Regions from separate parts of the Mus musculus genome. Here region 2 is linked to region 1. The links are chromatin loops, found by intact Hi-C in ENCODE. Cell type or tissue: left cerebral cortex. All regions are shown on one strand. Each heading gives the region's core, and the rest is flanking DNA. Links, peaks and the distances in the headings are about the cores only. Region 1 has its middle 78 kb from the start of 1700109G15Rik. Region 2 holds the start of Lhx1 (LIM homeobox protein 1).

What was found. Peaks named below come from ENCODE experiments on the same cell type or tissue, not always from the same donor. Only the 100,000 strongest peaks of a DNase experiment are listed, where the experiment ranks them.
Region 2: it touches region 1 in a loop (2.1-fold over the local background); 3 of 42 quality-filtered maps call a loop at or near these places.

Annotation. Positions count from the first base shown.
Region 1 is chr11:84,637,820-84,646,526 of GRCm38, reverse strand. No RefSeq gene overlaps it. Among named protein-coding and RNA genes, the nearest start is that of 1700109G15Rik, 78 kb to the left of the region's middle. In left cerebral cortex, for the core only: no CTCF peak of the experiment used is centred there; DNase peaks (open chromatin) are centred at 3,394, 4,038, 7,741 and 7,951; H3K4me3 peaks cover 890 bases; H3K27ac peaks cover 409 bases.
Region 2 is chr11:84,521,082-84,529,788 of GRCm38, reverse strand. Lhx1 (LIM homeobox protein 1) reads left to right here and starts at 4,255. Exons shown (of 5, transcript NM_008498.3): 1 at 4,255-5,783; 2 at 7,501-7,727; 3 at 7,821-8,098. The coding sequence starts at 5,614. It overlaps Lhx1os (LIM homeobox 1, opposite strand), which reads right to left and starts at 4,129. Exons shown (of 4, transcript NR_038057.1): 1 at 4,041-4,129. In left cerebral cortex, for the core only: a CTCF peak has its summit at 4,647; DNase peaks (open chromatin) are centred at 5,783, 6,014, 6,730 and 6,990.

The DNA.
Region 1 (8,707 bases), core at 571-8,570:
ATACAGTACACATACACATAAAATAAAAAGATACAAAAATCTTAAAATAGTATGTAATGTTCCTTTAACCTATAGAACAACAACAAAAGATCTAGGAAATACTGGTTTGATAAATCAACAATGGCTCAAAATCTTTAACAGGACAGCCTTGGGCTCCTGTTGTGGTTGGGAATGTGCAAGGATCTATGGATCCAAGATGGAGAAATCAAGGTCACTTTCTCCAGGGACTGACTCCTCACTTAGGAGGGGCAGGGCAAGCACAGGAACCTTATGGCACAGTAGGTTGAGAAGACCTCATGGATTTCCATGCATGGTAAGGCTAGAGGACTTGAGCTGGAGAAATTGATTTAAACTTAGGGGCGTGCAAGGTTCCTTGATGGGTCTGGAGATCTCCAGGGAGAAGAATTCGATGTTCCTAATTTTACTGATCTTTAAGCGTGCAACCTCATTGCTGTCTACCTATATCTATACGGTGTATACTGTGAGGAAGATTTTACTACTTTCATATCCACGTTTAGGAAGCAGGAAATAGGGCTGGTAACATGGCTCAGTAGGTGAAGGTGTTGGCCCCATGGCCTGAAAACCTGAGTTTAATCCCCAGAACCCATGTAGAAGTAGAGAAAGCCAACTCCACAGTTATCTTATGACCTCTGTAAGTGTGCTAGGATATGCACACCCTCCCTGACACACACATCATGACCACACATGTGGTATGCATGCATAAATACATATGGATAAAAACCTCATACACAGAAAATAAGTCCTCTAGAAAATATCATTGTGTACCTATAGCATATTTTCTTTCTCCCTGAATCTGTTGATTGACATCTGGGTTAATTCCTCTTCCTTGCTCTTATGGGTAGAGCAGCAGTAAATATGGGTGTGCAAATATCTCAATAGCTGCAGAGTTCTTTGGGCACCTCCACATTGATTTTCATAGTGTTGGCCCCAGTTTCCACTGTGCCTGTTGTGGATAAGTATTCTCCCCACCCCCACATCCTCACCAGCATGTGTTGTCTTTTGTTGTTGCTGTTCATGATAGCTCTTCTGACTAGGGTGTAATAGACTCTCAAAACAGGTTCAATTTGCATTTCCATGGTAGCTAAGGATGTCGAGTTTTATTTAAAAAAAAAAATTCATCAGCCATTTGTGCTATCCCTGTTCAGAACTGCCTGCTGTGTTCCTTAGCCCATTTTTTTTTTAGTTGGAAGTTTGGGGGTTTTATTTAATTCTTGCAGAAAAGAATTCTTTTTAAATGCAATCAGAAAGAGCCATGAAATGGCTCAGTGAGGTTGTCTGATTCAGCGAGAAGGATATTATAAGTGTCCTTTCAAAGAAGAACGAGGGGCTGGGAGTAGGTATGGCTCAGTGAGCGAGCGAGCAACATTCTCCTCACAGGTCACAGGGGCTGAGGGGTGTGGGAGACACTGTGGACTAACCCAGAAGTAGAAAATTAAGCTAGATGGACATCAGAGACCCTAAAACCTGGCTGGGTTTTTGTGGAGCTGGTCTCTAGCCCTTTGCTGACCACAGAAGGAGCCCATCCAGTTATCCCAGGCGGCAGTAGACTCAGCACTGGGGATTCAGGGCCACCACAGCCTGTTCTGTCATTCAGTTCCATGGATCTTTCTTTTAGAGTTCCTCAGACTTGCAGAATGAATTTATGAACACATTTCTGTCTCTTACCTACATCTACTTGCCACAAAAGCCCTGTTCTCCATTCCCAAGGTCCAAACTCAGACATTCCTCCTCCAGCACCTGCAGGATACCCATTCCACCCGCCAACTTCTCACTCCTTCCTGCATGGGTATCTGTGAGTCTAGCCCTGAGAAGAACGGAGGCCATTTGGCTCCCAAGCCCATGTGTTGCTACCCCATTCCACTGTCAGTCAATACTGACTCTCCCTCAGCTTTCTCATCTCTCTGCTAAGCTGCACTTTTAATTACCATGCTGTCTGTATCACAGACCATCTCAAATCCACTTTGAAAGGAGATTGGAAGGAACTGGAGGGATAGGTCATCAGTTTAAAGCACTTGTTGCTTGTGGTGTCTTACAACCATCGGTAACTCCAGTTCTGGGGGACCCAATGCCTTCTTCTAGCATGCTCAAGGACCTGCGTTACATCCCCAGTATTTTACTTTAAAAGTATAAAAAGTATATAAGTGTCTGCGTGTCCACGCGCATGCACGCGCGCGCGCACACACACACACACACACACACACACACGCACGCACGCACACAAAATAAGAGTATTGAAAAAAGAGAACACAGTACTGAGGGCTTACTCTAGTTCTGCACAGAAGTCAGAATAGGAACATTTGCTGAACAGTTCGAAGGGTGCTGACACCCAGTCCAGTCTATAAATTTCCCCTTAAGCTCCGCTTTATCCACATCCCACCATCTCCAATACGAAGCACATCCATTGCCATTCAGCCCTAAAGAGTCAATAATTTCTGTTGATTTTTCTTTTTAACCCACAGAGAGTACAGAAGTGAGGTTCTCCAGTTCAAAGCATGTGGGGCTTTTTGTTAGTGCTCTTCCTACGGTTGATTCCTAATTCTATGGCTTTGTGATCTGAACACATGTTCCGCGCAATGGCAATTCCCTGGAATGTTTTTAAGACTTCCCTTGTGACCTAGTAACTGTTTACACTGGGTTGCTCTAATTGTCTAATTGAAAGAAAATACACCACATTTTTGGGTATGTCAATGCCATTAAAAGGATTATGGAAAAGATCATGAGACTTGAGATAGAGAAAGGTTACCCAGAAGAGCATTAGAAGCCGAGGAGAGAAATACATGAAGGCCTTGGGCAGAAGGGAGCAGTGGGTTTGGAGGCTGTGAGAGCCCACAGCTAGCATCAAGGCATCGCTGGAGAGAGAGAGCGAGCTACAAGAAGTCAGGCAGCAATGGCCGAGGTAGGAAGACAGATTATAAGTAAATGAAGTACAAAGTAATACAAACAAACAATAACCAAACAACTTTGCAAGACCCAGTCATAGCCCAGGCCCCCACCACGTGTCCATCCAGAGCTACCTGGGAGCTGGGAGTTTAGGGGTCAGAAAGGCAACTCCGGAGGCCAATGCCCAGCGCATCCTGAATCGTTGATTCCTAGCTGTGCGAAGCTTTTCCTTTTCTGCTCTTCCTTGGCCCAAGTTCCAGAGGATAATACCAACTTCTCACATAGATGCTGAGCTTCAGCAGGGGTTGGGGGACAGACAGCACTGGTGCGCAGAGCTGCCAGCACCCATCTAGGTCCTGCTTGGGACCTTTGTAGTCCATCTCCCCACACACACACACCGCCCCCCATAGGTGTAGGTTGAACGTGGAGGTGAACTGCTCCAGTGACAGTGCACTGGGGCCCACGGTTAGGGTAGTTGTCCAGTGTCAGCTGAGACTTTGGACGGCTCCATTTCTGCACCAGTAAAAATGGACACAATAACCCACCGCATGTTAGAGGAAGGGTTGGATGAGATAATAATTCACTTTAAGCACCTGGCCTGGAGCCTGGCACACGAGCAAGCACTCAATAAGCATGAGTGTTATACGGTGCCAGGATCCAGTCCCCCACCTCCATCTCCGTCCCACTACCATTGCTGGCGAAATGGTCGCCAGGACCGGGGCAGCATAGGAGATGGCCGTTGGCTAAGGGCCGGAGCGGGCCCATCCGCCCTCCCCGCCTCGCGCTTCATCGCTCCGGCCCGGCCAAGGGCAGCGCCAAGGGCGACTACGGAGGGCGCAGCTGCCCAGGGCGGGCACAGCGCCGCCCCCACCCCAGCCCGGCGCGGCTGCTCCGGACCATCCAACTTCATTTCCACTTCAATTTTATCAGCGGCTGGGGAGCCACGCTGGAGATAGGAGACGGGCCCTGACACGAATTAGCCCGCAGATTGCCCGATACGGCCGGGCCGGGCTCCCGCACGCGCGCTGCCCTCGCCTCTCCTTTGTGTCCGCCTGGCCTCTCAGCCTCGGATTCCCGCGGCGCTCGCCCCGCAGGCGAGATATTTTGCTTCTGGCGTCTCCATCAAACTAAGACCGGGTGTGTTCCCCGGGCTGGCACCCCAGCAAGGGCGGGCGAGGCGGGCGGGCAGGTCACCTGGCATCAGTGTGTGTGTGTGTGTGTGTGTGTGTGTGTGTGTGTGTGCGCGCGCGCACGCGCGCGGTCGTGGGGAGAGGATGTCTGACTGCTCCCTCCCCGCAGCACTTCTGGCTGCCCAAGGGCAGCCTGCTACCAACTGGGAAGAGTATCCCAGGAGAAGTCTAACTGGGCTTTTACACGCCATCCTTCTTAATCCTCGCAAGAACCTTGGGAAATGAGATAGAGAAGGGAACTGTGGAGGTTCAAGACAAGGTCACACTGCGCCTGAGCCTAGGTCATCAGTCAGGATCCGGGGACTGAACTCTCTTCAACTCCCCAGAACCTTGGTGAAGATGATATTTATGCAATTGGTGTGTCACTCTCTTACCTACTACAGGAGTTGAGCAATTGATTATTCCTTAAATTTGTTGCAACAGCTGAGGCATGTATAGTGAAGGCAACGGAGGCTCTAGGGCCTCAAAAAAGAGAATCAACTCCTTTCTCGTGTGCCTTCTACCACAACGCCCCACCCCCACCCCCAGTCCTCCCCACTTGCCCCTGTATCCACACCCTCTCTCCAGGTTTGAGCCAAAGCAAGGACCCTTTATCTATCCCTGCTAGAATAGCTAGACTGATGGCAGAGGCCCAAGGCCCCTGGCTGTGATGGGGTGAGATGTTTCTTCCCATCCCAGAGCCCGCAGTGGCAATATAGTAGCTTGCCTGGCTCCCTACCTCCATTTCCGGGGTGCTGCTGGGGGAAAATTTATGTCCCTCTCAGGTTTGGGAACCAATCCCACACTAAAAAGAAAGAAGAAAGAGAAAAAGAAATGATTTTAATTTTTTTTAGGTCCAGGAATGAAGCAGAAGTGAGTAAATTTTAATGAAACGGTGCAAAAATGACATCATTTACTCAGAAATCATTAATTTGTCAGCATTAATATTTCAGCTACAACATTGCCTGTCATTTTGTGCCTGCAATGACTGATAAATCTATAAAAGCGTGCTGCTAATTTACTGAATATTTATGTGCAGTGTCATTGGCAGAGTAAGAATGGAATTTATTTCATGCCGAGTTCTGCGGGAGAACATTCCCACAAACCTTGATCCTGGTGGGTGGGGGAGGGCAGGGGCCTCCAGACTTCCTGGAAAACTGATGACAGGGTATAGAGAGAGGGTCCCAGGCTTAGCTCCCAGTGCCCACAGGAGGGACTACCCTCCTCTGGCTCTTGTGGCACAAAGGTATCCCTCCACCAATCTCAACCAAGGTTGCCACTTTCAGGAGAAGTCCTGAGTTCTATGGCTCTCACACCATCTTCAGGAAAGTGGAGAGCAGGTCCCAGGTGGCCAAAGGAAATGATCTGGGAAGAGATGGAGTCAGAGCGACTGTTGTGGCTCTGAGAATGGTCTCAATGTCCCTGTCTGGATCACAGGACACTCCCAGTCCCTGCCCAAGTGATTGGGTAAGCAAGCAAGCAAAGCGTCCTGGGGTGGACCAGCAGAGAGGAAGGCAGGGATCACCGGTTGATGCTACTTGCCTGTTGAAGTTGTCATGGACAACTTCAATTCCTGATGACTCCCTACACCTAACAATAGGCTGTTCTTTGAAATGTTGCCACTTTACAGAAAGCAAAGTCAAGGATCTGAGATAGGTACCATCTGCCCACTGAGCCCTTGCTGGCTCTTGCCCATCCCCCAGCTCAACAAAGGACAAATCAGCAGCCTCCGAGTTTTGTATAATTTTGCTCAATTTCCTGCCTGAATGGCATGGGTCTGACCCTCTGCAGGTGCTCAGGAAATGTTCTTGGAATCAATAAAGGATGCTAAATCTCCCATCTCCTGAAAGTTCTGTGTCTACCCTTCCTGCTTCCCCACACTCCCTTGGAGCTGCCTCAGTGGCCTCCTGTCACGCCTCTCCTGTGGCTTTTTCTCTGAGGAGATTCTCCAGCATGCTTACCCAGACTACTGCAGTAGCAGCTCCTTCTCCGAGTCTTTCTTGCCCTCACAATGATAGCTCAGTCCTTTAACCCCAGCACTTGGGAGGTAGAGGCAGGCAAACCTCTATGAGTTCAAGGACAGTCTAGTCTACAGACTGAGTTCAAGGACATCTGGGGCTCCACAGAGAAATCATGTCTCGAAAACAACAATAACAATCAAAAGCAAAAAAGGAGTCTTTCTGCTTCTCTCCTCTAACGTAAGTGAGATGCCCAGGCTCCAGGGACCCTTTGCAGTCATCAGCCAGCCTTGTCTCTCACAAATTCACACTGTTTAACACACACACACACACACACACACACACACACACACACACACACACACACACCATCTCCAAGCCTCTGTTCTCCCCTCCACCTGGTGCTCCCCACTCTCCATGCTACACAGTGAAATCCCCTTTGCCCTCCAGCCTATCGGGCTCTCTTAACCCTTTTTCTTGGCAGGGCCATTTGTCAGGGAGTCACTCCCAGTCCCTGCCCAAGTGATTCTTCCATCCAGTGCTTGGTAGGAGAATCTGAGAACATGAGGAAGTCAGGGGTGCCCATTGTCTTTACCTTCAGGACTGCCCTAGCTAGGGATCAGCACCTTGTGGCCTTGATTATCCCTATCTATGAAATGGCCTGGTGCAGTTCTGTCCAAGTCTGTCCTGTGCGTATTTGGATGGCAGCCCCAGGTGTATAGAAGCTCAATAAATAATCATCGAATGACTGAGCTCTAACGGTCTGGTTCATGCCAAGGTTCTGAGGTTCTATAATTTGGTATTGTTTATAGAGGGCCACAAGGTGCTGCTGGGGTTTGGGGAGCTGCTTTGCCACCTACGTGGAGAAGTGACACATGGGCTGGACTCCCCTATCCGTGGTTCATATCTGAGGAAGGTGAAGCTAAGATGTTGAATGACTTTAAGTTAATACCCAGGTCCTCCTCTCTAAAATCCAGGGCTCTCCAGATGTGTGTTTTCTTTTGCCTTAACATAAGCCAGTAGCCTGCAAGGTCCTGTGGGATTAAGATCTTCAGTCCCTCCCAAATTCAGTGTCCCAAAATCAAAGCCACATGCCTTCTGACTTCAACACTCTAAACTCTCTGCCCCTTCTTTATTCCCCCTAAGTACTAGAGGTGGAACCTAAGCCCTTCCCACATGGGCTCTACCACAGTGATACATCCACAACCCTTTTTAATTTCTTTTTTAAAATTTGAGATAGGGTTATATTAGGTTGCTCAGGTTGGCCTCGAACTCACTATATGGTCCTAGTGGGCCTGGAATCTGCCAGCCTCCTGCCTTAGCCTCCTGGGTAGCTGGAATTACAGACACTACCACCTCCATTCCTACATCTTGACCCTTCAACTTTTTCCTTCTATGTAGCCTCAAGGTTCCTCCTTCTTAGACTCTCCTTGTCCATGAAAGCTTACATAGAGGTATTTTGTGTCCCACATAATCCCCTCTCGTGGTTTTATACAGCATTGGTCTGTTTCTTGCCTGTGTCCTACATCATGAGGGTGGAGATATCTCTGCCCTGCTTGCCTGTGTCAGGTCTCTGGAACAGCACAGCGGTGAGGCTGTTGGTCAGATGGATCTGGACCCTGCCGTTCTGCCTAGTCACTGGAAAGCAAAAGGACCAACTCCCCTCTCTCCAGAGGACATGGCCCTCCTGGCGTTGGTGAGGAGGCAAGAGTGGTCTGGGACACGAAGAATGAAGAATCGAAGGGGCCCTGGACTTCCAGGAGCTGAATAGGGAGCGGAATCCTGGAGAGGCCAAGCTGGAAGCCACTGCCCATCCTTTGCCCTCGCTCCCACCCTCACCCCCCCCAACCCCGCAGACTCACACTCATTTCCTTCCCCCAGCCAGTCTCATTTACTTTCCCTAAAAGCCGCTGGAGGAGCCAATATGTACGTGATGAATATTTCATCTCTTGCGTGTGGGTTGGCGGGAGAGCTGTGATCACCCGGGGAGGGAGCGCTGCCCAGCCATGCCTGGGAAGGAGGGGCTGAGAAGGACACTGGCAATTGGATCTCAGAGAAGGCTCCTGCACTCACCCTCCTGCTGACCTTGGCATGGGAGACTTGGGGAGGGTCAGGTCAGCTACCAACACTTCCTCCACCTTAGGATCTTTAATTTTTTTCTCTGGGTTTCTCCAGCAGCTTGGGGAGGACTCTGCCTTGGGATCAGGGGTTCTGGCTGTGGACACCAAAGATGCCTCCTGTGGCACAGGTGTAAACACGATCTGGGGAAGGAGGGAAGACCACCTAGGGCCTTCAGGAGGGAAGGTGAGGGGTGTGCCAGTTCTTCACGCTCACCCTTAATCCCTCCGTTTTGCTCTCTCCCCAGGACCTTGCCTAGCAATGGCCAAAGGACTGGCAGCTCCTTCACTAGTTGAGCAACGGTTAAACCGCCAAGCCCCAGTTTCCCTGCCTGGAAACATACCTGTTGAGGTCATTCTGAGGGGACAGCATGGTGCCTAGCAGGTCAGGTGGCCAGGACTCACTTCACTCTTGAGTGTCACCACCATACACATACACACTCTACCTTCACCATAACCAACTCAATTACCACCACCACCACCACCACCACCACCACCACCACCATTCATCATTCATCACCGCCGTTATCATCACCACACACCACTGTTACAGATCGTCCAC
Region 2 (8,707 bases), core at 515-8,514, 120 kb after region 1:
CACCTTTTATTTTTATTTGACTGTCTTATTCTGTAGCTCAGGCTAGCCTGGACATCACTGAGTAGTACCCTTGAGCTCAAGCACCGGGGTTACAGTAGGGCGTATTTTCCATTTCTTTGCTTTACTCTTCCTGTGTTTCTCTCGACACATCTCCCCCACCACATCCTCTTGCTTTTTCTGCATGCCTTTTCTTCCCGCCCTTTCCATTCACTTCAGTCTCCTTCTACGCACCCTCTCTCCCTTCTGCGACTGACTACCCTTGCTCAGCAGCGACTGAGATCAGCGCGCTCAACCTCGCAACTCTAACCGCTCCCCTCTCCATGCTCAGAGTCCCCCCCAAACCCTCATGGGCAGCCTGGATTTTTTACCCAGGTCAGGTGCACGTCGTGACACCTGGCCGGCCTGCCCGGAAACTGCCCTTTCTTGGCATCGCGGTCCCTCCCCTACCACTGTCCAAGCTCGGCTTGGAAAAAGCCGCCAAGAGCAAAGCGGGCACAGCTGCAAGGCGCACCTCCCCCAACTTCTCACCTTCCGTAAAGCGGTGATGGAGAGCAGGCGCCCTTGCTTGGATTGGGATTCTGTCTGGGAAAGTGTAGAGAATAACATTCTGCCCCCTCTCCTACCACTCCCTTACTATGTGTTCAGGAAAGACACAATGATATAGGCTGCTTATTAAGAGAGGGAACCTCGGGAGAGGTGAGAGAGGGGGGGGGGCAGGGGACAGTGGATCAGAGAAGACTCCAGCTGAGCAGTTCCCTGTGTTGCATAAACTGGGGCTTCACAGGTCTGTGCAGAGTTTGTGTAGCCTCCAGATAGCAGGAGTCCTGGGCGCATCTAGCTAGCCCTTTCCTTCCTTCCTTCCTTCCTTCCTTCCTTCCTTCCTTCCTCTTCCCTCCCTCCCTCCCTCCCTCCCTCCCTCCCTCCCTTCCTTCCTTCCTTCCTTCCTTCCCTCCTTCCCCTAGACCAGTGGTGCTGGATACTCGGGGGTTTTGTGGCTGGCATCCCCTGGGGCCTGCAGTCACCTAAGGCCTCCTCCTCGCCCTTTCCTGGGGACCATGGTCTGGACTGGAAGAGAGAGCAGCTTCTCTGGAAATTAAATAGCAGCCGACAGTGACTAAGAAAGAACAGCCCCTGTATGGCGGGAATCATTCAAGATTGTGGTGGGGTGACCCAGGAGGCGAGGAAGATCAGCGGGTGTCTGAGCGAGGAGGACTGGCCAGTCCCATTTCCGAGACACGGTCTCTCCATCCTTACAAGCTGATTTTTGAGAATCCTTTCAGAAGACAAACCTTGGCGGTGGAAGCCACTATCTGAGCCCTCTGGGGCCTTTTCCTACTGTGTGTGGGGAGTCGGGTGGAGGGGATTCTGTGATAGGTCTGTGGTCGCTGAATGATGGCTAGGCGGTCAAACTGAATCTCTGGACACCCACTGGGTATAAGTGGCAGAGGGTCTATGTGACTTTGAAGGATGGAGGGTAGGAAAATGGGTGTACTTGAGATGGTGGACTGCTCAGAGGTCTAGGTGAGGAGGGGAGGTTGGGGGATCGTCTTCAGAGGTCATACACACGAAGAGCAGAGCTCGGTGGAATCGGAGATGACAGATTTAGAAAGCTGGGTCAGTTTTCTCTCCTTGTCTCTACTACTGATTACATTTCAAAATAAGAGCTCAGTGGAACCGGTGGAATGGAGGACGTTAATTGTGTGTTCTGTCACTGTGAAAAAATTAAATCTAGATTTTAAACATAGAATCAAGGAATCAAGAGACACATCTTGCATTGTGCTCTCTCTCTCTCTCTCTCTCTCTCTCTCTCTCTCTCTCACACACACACACACACACACACAAACCCCATAGGCCAGAATTGACTCTGGGGCCCATTTTCTTCACCATCAGGACACGGAGACCAGCTGAATACTATGCCCTAAAACCAGCATCCTGTCTTCACCCCAACTCCAGGTCTCTAAAAGATGCCCTCTCTCCCATAAGTGGGTCTCAAAGTCATCGCACCCTAAATTACTTAAACAATCTCCCCTCCACTACCAAAGGAAGATGCCAATCGGAAAAGTCGGGCAATAGAGTACAGTGTGACCCTACAGGTTCTTAGGACAGCAATTTCCTAGTCCCCCCTTCCCGGACCCCTCTGCTTTACAGGTGAAGTAACCCAGCAGCGCGGGGTGTGAGCCGCTGGCGACCTGGGCGACTCACAGATTTCCTAGAGGGGCTGGTGAGTCCAGAGAGATAGCAGCTAGTTCTGGAACAGCTGGAAATGGAGAGCAAAGGGACCAACGGCCCCTTCTTTTTGGCAGCCGCTTGGGTGTCTTCGGGATAACAGGATCTCGCGCTCCTCACTTGGCTCTTCCTGGGGTGTCTGAATTCTGGGTATTAATCGACTTGTTCTAGGAAGTGTTGGGCTCGCAGGAAAATCGCCGGCGCTCAGTCCAAACCTGCCCTTTAGGTGGGAAGGTCGCCTTCTTACCCTGATCAGCCCTGAGTCTAAGCCTAGGAAGGACCAGGAGAGGGATTTATGCTTGAGAACTATTGGCTGCACTACTTTGGTCCACAGCCGCTCCATGGGAATGGGTATGTGGACAGGGGTACCGAGAATGCTTTAGAGGTCCCGCACTCAGAGGTCGGGGGTGGGGTGGGAGCAAATCTCTAAGAAGGCGTGTGAAGCAGGCCGTGGCGGGTTGGATTTACAAAGCAAAGATCATGCGGGTGGGAAGGCCAGAGCTGCTGATGAGTTTCGGGGTTGCCAGGTGGTGCAAGAGAGAGAAAAGGGGTCATTGGCACAGCCCTATAAAAACCCAACAACCTCATCAAACAAAAGCTAGATTCGTAACAGCTTCTTCTCTCTTCGCTGGAAAAGGGTATTGTGTTAGTGGATGCGGATTCACTGCCAGTCCAACCGCGTTTCTGCACACTTTTCTCCTAATTTAGCCCTGTAGAAGATCTGCTAGGCTCATAGATGAAATAACTCTAAAGACAGATTCTGAAATTCCATCTAGATTTGGCTGCAGGGTCCTTCCAAGTTTGATCAAATGGGCTTTCCTAGCACCTCCCCCAAATAAGAGCAGAAGTGGCACCACTTTGAGATGTTTGGGTTAAGCTTGGGGGAGGGGGGGCTGCTATGCTTAACTTGAGTGCTCCTGGGAACTAGAATACTCTTTAAAGCTCAAGCCTTCAGGACCCGCATCGATTTCCACACTTAGGCAGATTCGTCGCCGTCCCCCAAAGAAGGTGGCCAGGAATTTACAACGTGGACAGAATTGGGAAAGTGTAACATTCCTAAGGAATAAACTCTGGTAGGTCGGTTGACGTCCGAAGAAAGGAACTTGTTCGAAGCCTGGAAAAGGGACGACCGGAATGGGAGCCAGGCATATTCGGTCAGTGCGCCACAAGCCTCCCTCCCCTGCTGCTACGGTGCAGTCCCCCGCTGCTACCACCTCCCCCCAGCTGCGGGAGCCCCGCCGTTTCCCACCTAGTCATTTGTTTTTGTTTGTAAAAGGTGTCTCCGGATCACAATTTTCTCACAACTTCTTGCCAGAGTTGGAGCTCCTCACCCGAAGCGCTTCCCCACCCACTCTTTCTCCCACCCTGGCGCCGGGCCTCCGGTTTCTCCCGCCCCCATCAGGAAATCGCCCGAATCAACTTTGCAAGTGAGCGCAGCGGGAGATCGACACTCGTGTCTCCCAGACTCCCTGCCGGGTGGACTTTGGATGGACAGGGGGAGGAGGCACCGAAACAGACAGAAGGCGAGATTACGCTGCCAAGCGCCCCCTACCTCTCCTTAGACTCGAGCTACGCCGGGGGCAATTTCCAGGCCAAACGAACAAGGGGCGGGCTATCAACACCTAGTGATTTGCAAAACCAGTGTACTAGGACCTCCCAAGCTTCCAGATCTCGCTGCAATCTAATCCCAACAAGTCTTTTTAAATATATAGGTTTGCTTTTACCCCCACCCAGAACTCTGACTTCCTCCGCGCCTCCTTTCCGCGCTTCCTCCCGCCTACTGTCAATCCTTGATGCCGAAACGGACGTCTTACCAAACCTGGAAGGGGCCAGGACATCTCGCTGCTAGTCGCCGGCACCGCGCGGGCCCGCCGCCACTGATCCTCTAAACGCGGTCTCCCCGCATTCTCCCCGGCCGGGGGGGACGCAGAATGGTTTACAGAAGGACCGCGAGGCGCTGATTGGTCACAGACTGCCGTGACGTCGGCGGGCGCTGCATTAAGGCGAGGGGGCTTCCAGGGCTCAGCCAACAGCCAGGAGCAGTGACCGAGCCGCTGGAGCTGGGGAGAGACGCGCGGAAGACTGGGCCAGGAGACTAGGGACCGAGGGACGCGCGCCTGGGGAGAGCCAACAAGGAACCCGCGGGCCGGACAGCGACACCGGCAATCCGCGCCAAACTGTTCCAGCCGCTGGCCTTCTATAGCCGCAGCCCCAGGACATTCTAAAGCTCTCCAAGACGCCCCCTCCCCTGGCTTCTCGCGTTGACCAAGGAAAAGAAAAAGGGAGGGAAAAAGAAAGGAAGGAGACTAGAAAGAAAACCCAGATTTGCCACCGCACAAAAAGAGAGGTGGGGGGGACAAGGAAAAAAAAAAAAGTCGAGCGACTGTGGGGCCGGAACACAGGCAGCGGGATCGTGGGCCGAGCGATGCAAGGCTGCGCGCCCAAGCGGCCGCGAGTTGTGACTGAAGCCAGGATGCTCGTCCAGGCGCAGTGAAGAGCCAGACCGTGTTGCCTCCCCAGGAGTCCAAGCGCAGGGAGGGCCGCTCGGAGGACGCGGCAGACTGCCTGGCAGGCCACCGGCCGAGGTGACAGGGCTGGGGCGGTGGGGAGCGAGCGAGTGCGCCCGGCTGCGTCCGCCCGAAGCGGACGGTCCCTTTCCATTTTTGACTGGCACAAAAAAGAAAACTCTCCAAAGGGGTGGGGGCTACCTAAGCAACAACTACAATCAACAAAATATCCTACCCAACCCGCCATCTCCCCCACACCTCGGTCTGCCCCCGCCCCCTCCCCAGGCCCAGCGCGGGCGCCCAGAGCGTCCCAACTCACTGCAAGAAACCGGCAATGTAGGATCCAAAGCTTTCTACTCCCGTGTTCTTTTCTTTCCGTGTTTTTTTTAAAGGGGAAAACCCGGTGGTGGGCAGTCTGACACGCACACAACCTGCCTTCATACTCTGACAAAAGCAGATGCACTTTGACTTCTGACAGCTCTACCTCAAGCTGGAGAGAACCCAGCTTTCCCGAATCCTGAGCTCTTGGCGTCTTCCTTTTCGTCTGTTTCCATTTTATTTATTTACGTCCCGCCGCCTCTCACGGTGACCTTCACTCCTTCGCGGGCTTTGAGCAGAAGAGCCGCTTTCTAGCCCGCTTGAGACTGATTTTCCTCGCCCGGTGAGCTGAGGTGGCGCTGCTCCATCCCGTTGCCCCGGGACTCCGGGGCTGCCCTCTACCAGCCTGGTCTCTCCCCCTTTTGATTTGCTAGTACGGGTTTTTTGCTTGCCCAACTAGAGAGGGTTTCTTCTTTTTGGAGGAGCTGGTTGTCTTCAGAAGTCATCCCCTCGACTCTAATTGCCCTGTCGCTCCGGGCCTCACCGGACCAAACCAAAGACCATGGTGCACTGTGCGGGCTGCAAAAGGCCCATCCTGGACCGTTTCCTCTTGAACGTGTTGGACAGGGCCTGGCACGTCAAGTGCGTCCAGTGCTGTGAATGTAAATGCAACCTGACCGAGAAGTGCTTCTCCCGGGAAGGCAAGCTCTACTGTAAAAACGACTTCTTCCGGTGAGTACTTCCCTCCCGCGCCTCTGTTGCTCCTTCCCCATGGGCCCTTCCAGGCCAGCTTCGGATCAGAGGTCTGTGTGGCTCTAGCAGCCGCGTTAGGAGCTGCCTTTTACTAGGGCAGCCCAGTCTTTTCCCGCTTCTACCTTTTAGGAAGCTAGTCGGTATTGCGAGATATATTAATTTTCTCTTTATCTTTTTATAAACACATCAGCTGTAGTACTTGGTTCTGGAAAGCGTGGTCCGGGTTTGGCTGCCCGCGCCTGGGAAGAAAGGGTCTGAGATGGCTTCAGCTCAGCAGCCCTAACAAGGCGAGGGAGAGGTGGAGCAGCCTCGGGGTTGCAGCTCTCGCTTGCCTTTCCCGAAGCCAAGCTCTCCAGCAACCAAAGACGTTTTCTGGTTCTCCCAGCTTGTTGGTTCTCCAAGTTGAGCTTAGAGGCTCCAGCTTTATTCCAGTCCCTGCCTCTTCCTTCTCCAAGAGATCTTGTCGGAACTACAGAGCCCTTGTGGCCCAGAAAGCCACAATAAAGAGTCCGACCTTGAGGCCAATCCTGTATGTCTATGGGTCTCCCCAAACGTGGATTGGCCTCTAAGCATAGACCTGGGAGAACCGTGCGGTTCGATTTTGGCCTCAGACCAATGCTCAGGCTCCTCTTCGTGCCTTTCCAGCCAATGCCCCACAAGGAAGGCCACCTCTTGGCGGCTCGTTAGAACCGGGAAAATTCTCTTCTGTTTACCATTTTACATGTATTTTCTTAAACTCTTTGTCCCGATCACAACTCAACAGAACAGAATGGCTCCGAATGTAAATTATATTTCCCAGTGATTTGAAATCCCACACTTTACTTCGCTATTTTGGTCTTGGTTTCTGAGGCTTTCCCAAATCTGGGGGAGAGTTCGAAGCTCCCCGGCCTCCATTTGCCCAAAGGCCCTGGAAGCGCAGTCCCCAGAGGCGATTCAGGACGCGCGTGGCTTGTGTTTGCAAAAGAGCCCGGAAGCAAAGATCGGTGCAATCTGCTGCTGAGGAAAGGCTGAGTTTTGGAGTTTCTGCAGACTGCGCAGGTTTTTACTCTGGAAAGCAGAGTCAGAGTCTGAGAGCCTAAGCCACACCGGCTTGCGGGGCCCGCGGGGCCCTTGAGGCCTCGCTAACCGCAAAGCTCAGCAGGGCACCTAAAGCCGGCTCAACCCGGCGTCAGCTCCCGCTTGCGCCAATCTGCCAGGCTTTTGCGCAAGAGCGTGGCAAGAGCCCAGCTACGGGCACGGAGGCTCTCGGAGTCAGGGTTTGTTTACTCACCGCGAGATCGGACTTTGCCAACTCCCCGCCTGAGCGCAGGCCCTTTTATGGTGAAAGAAAGGCAAAGCAAGCGGAAGATAGCGGGGTATTTATTTCTACGGAGCTCTTAATTTGGATTTAACTTCTTTGAAGATAACCGGGAAATATGTGCTGTTTCCCCTTATGCTCTCGTAGCTACTTTGAGGCTTTTTCCTGCGACGCTTTTTTCGTGGGGGGCAATAACTAGGCATGAGGTTAGAGATAGGGGCCTTAACTCTAACCGAATGTATTTTCCTCCTTTCTCCCTGATGTCCCGCATTCTCTCCTGCTCCCTCGCTCGCTTAATAAATTATTGCATTTATTTTCTCCCCACCTCAACTTCTTCTCTGGCTATCTTTATTTCATCCCGGCTCCCACTTCTTCCTAACCCTCACCCACCTTACGCAGATGTTTCGGTACCAAATGCGCCGGTTGTGCGCAGGGCATCTCTCCAAGCGATCTGGTTCGCAGAGCGCGAAGCAAAGTGTTTCACCTCAACTGCTTCACCTGCATGATGTGTAACAAGCAGCTCTCCACCGGCGAGGAGCTCTACATCATAGACGAGAACAAGTTCGTTTGTAAAGAGGATTACCTGAGTAACAGCAGTGTCGCCAAAGAGAACAGCCTCCACTCGGGTGAGGCGAGGATTCCCAACTGGCTAGAGGGTGGGTATGGGGGAGGAAAGCCCGCCAAGACCCCTGCTCACCAATCCTTTCCCCTCTCCCCAGCCACCACAGGCAGTGACCCTAGTTTATCTCCGGATTCCCAAGATCCATCGCAGGATGATGCCAAGGACTCTGAAAGTGCCAACGTCTCAGATAAGGAAGGTGGTAGTAATGAGAATGATGATCAGAACCTAGGTGCCAAACGTAGGGGACCCCGGACCACGATCAAAGCCAAGCAACTGGAGACGTTGAAGGCAGCCTTTGCAGCTACACCCAAGCCCACACGCCATATCCGTGAGCAACTGGCCCAGGAGACTGGCCTCAACATGCGTGTTATCCAGGTCAGAACCCTGGTTTGTCACTCTGTCTCTCAAAGACTCGAATGGCCACTTAGAGGAACCTAAGCTGATCCTGGTCCTGGGAGAAGTCTTAAGGTCTGGGGAAGAAATGATTGGGGCTAGGAAAAGTCTAGAAAGGCCTAGGAGAAGTGGAACATGAGAAAACACCCACAGAGCTGGTAGTGGCTTAAAGGGTAGGGAGTGGTTTGGGAGCCCAGGATAAAGCAGGAGGAAAGCCCAAGGTCCAACACTACACTGACAACAGCTAGCACCCATCTTTCTGTACACATCCAGTCCCTCTTCCACCCTTTAGAAGCTGGCTGTGGGTTCCAGAGTCATCCCGTTCTGGTTTCTGCCTAACCAGCTCTCTAATTCCTCAACCCCAGATTTGTTAGTTTGGTGCCCCAGTTAGCAAAGCCTCAGAACAGAGAGTTGCTCTTCCCATGCAGACAGAGCACCATGTATTGAAGGAGAGATTGTTCTTCAGCTCTCCGGAGATGCTGTCTGGAGTAGGATGGGAAGGCTAAGCCATCTGCAGATAGCTGGGCTTTTGCATTGGGAAGAGGCCAGATAGCGTGTGGCTCAGGCACTAGGAGTCTGGCCTTACCTATA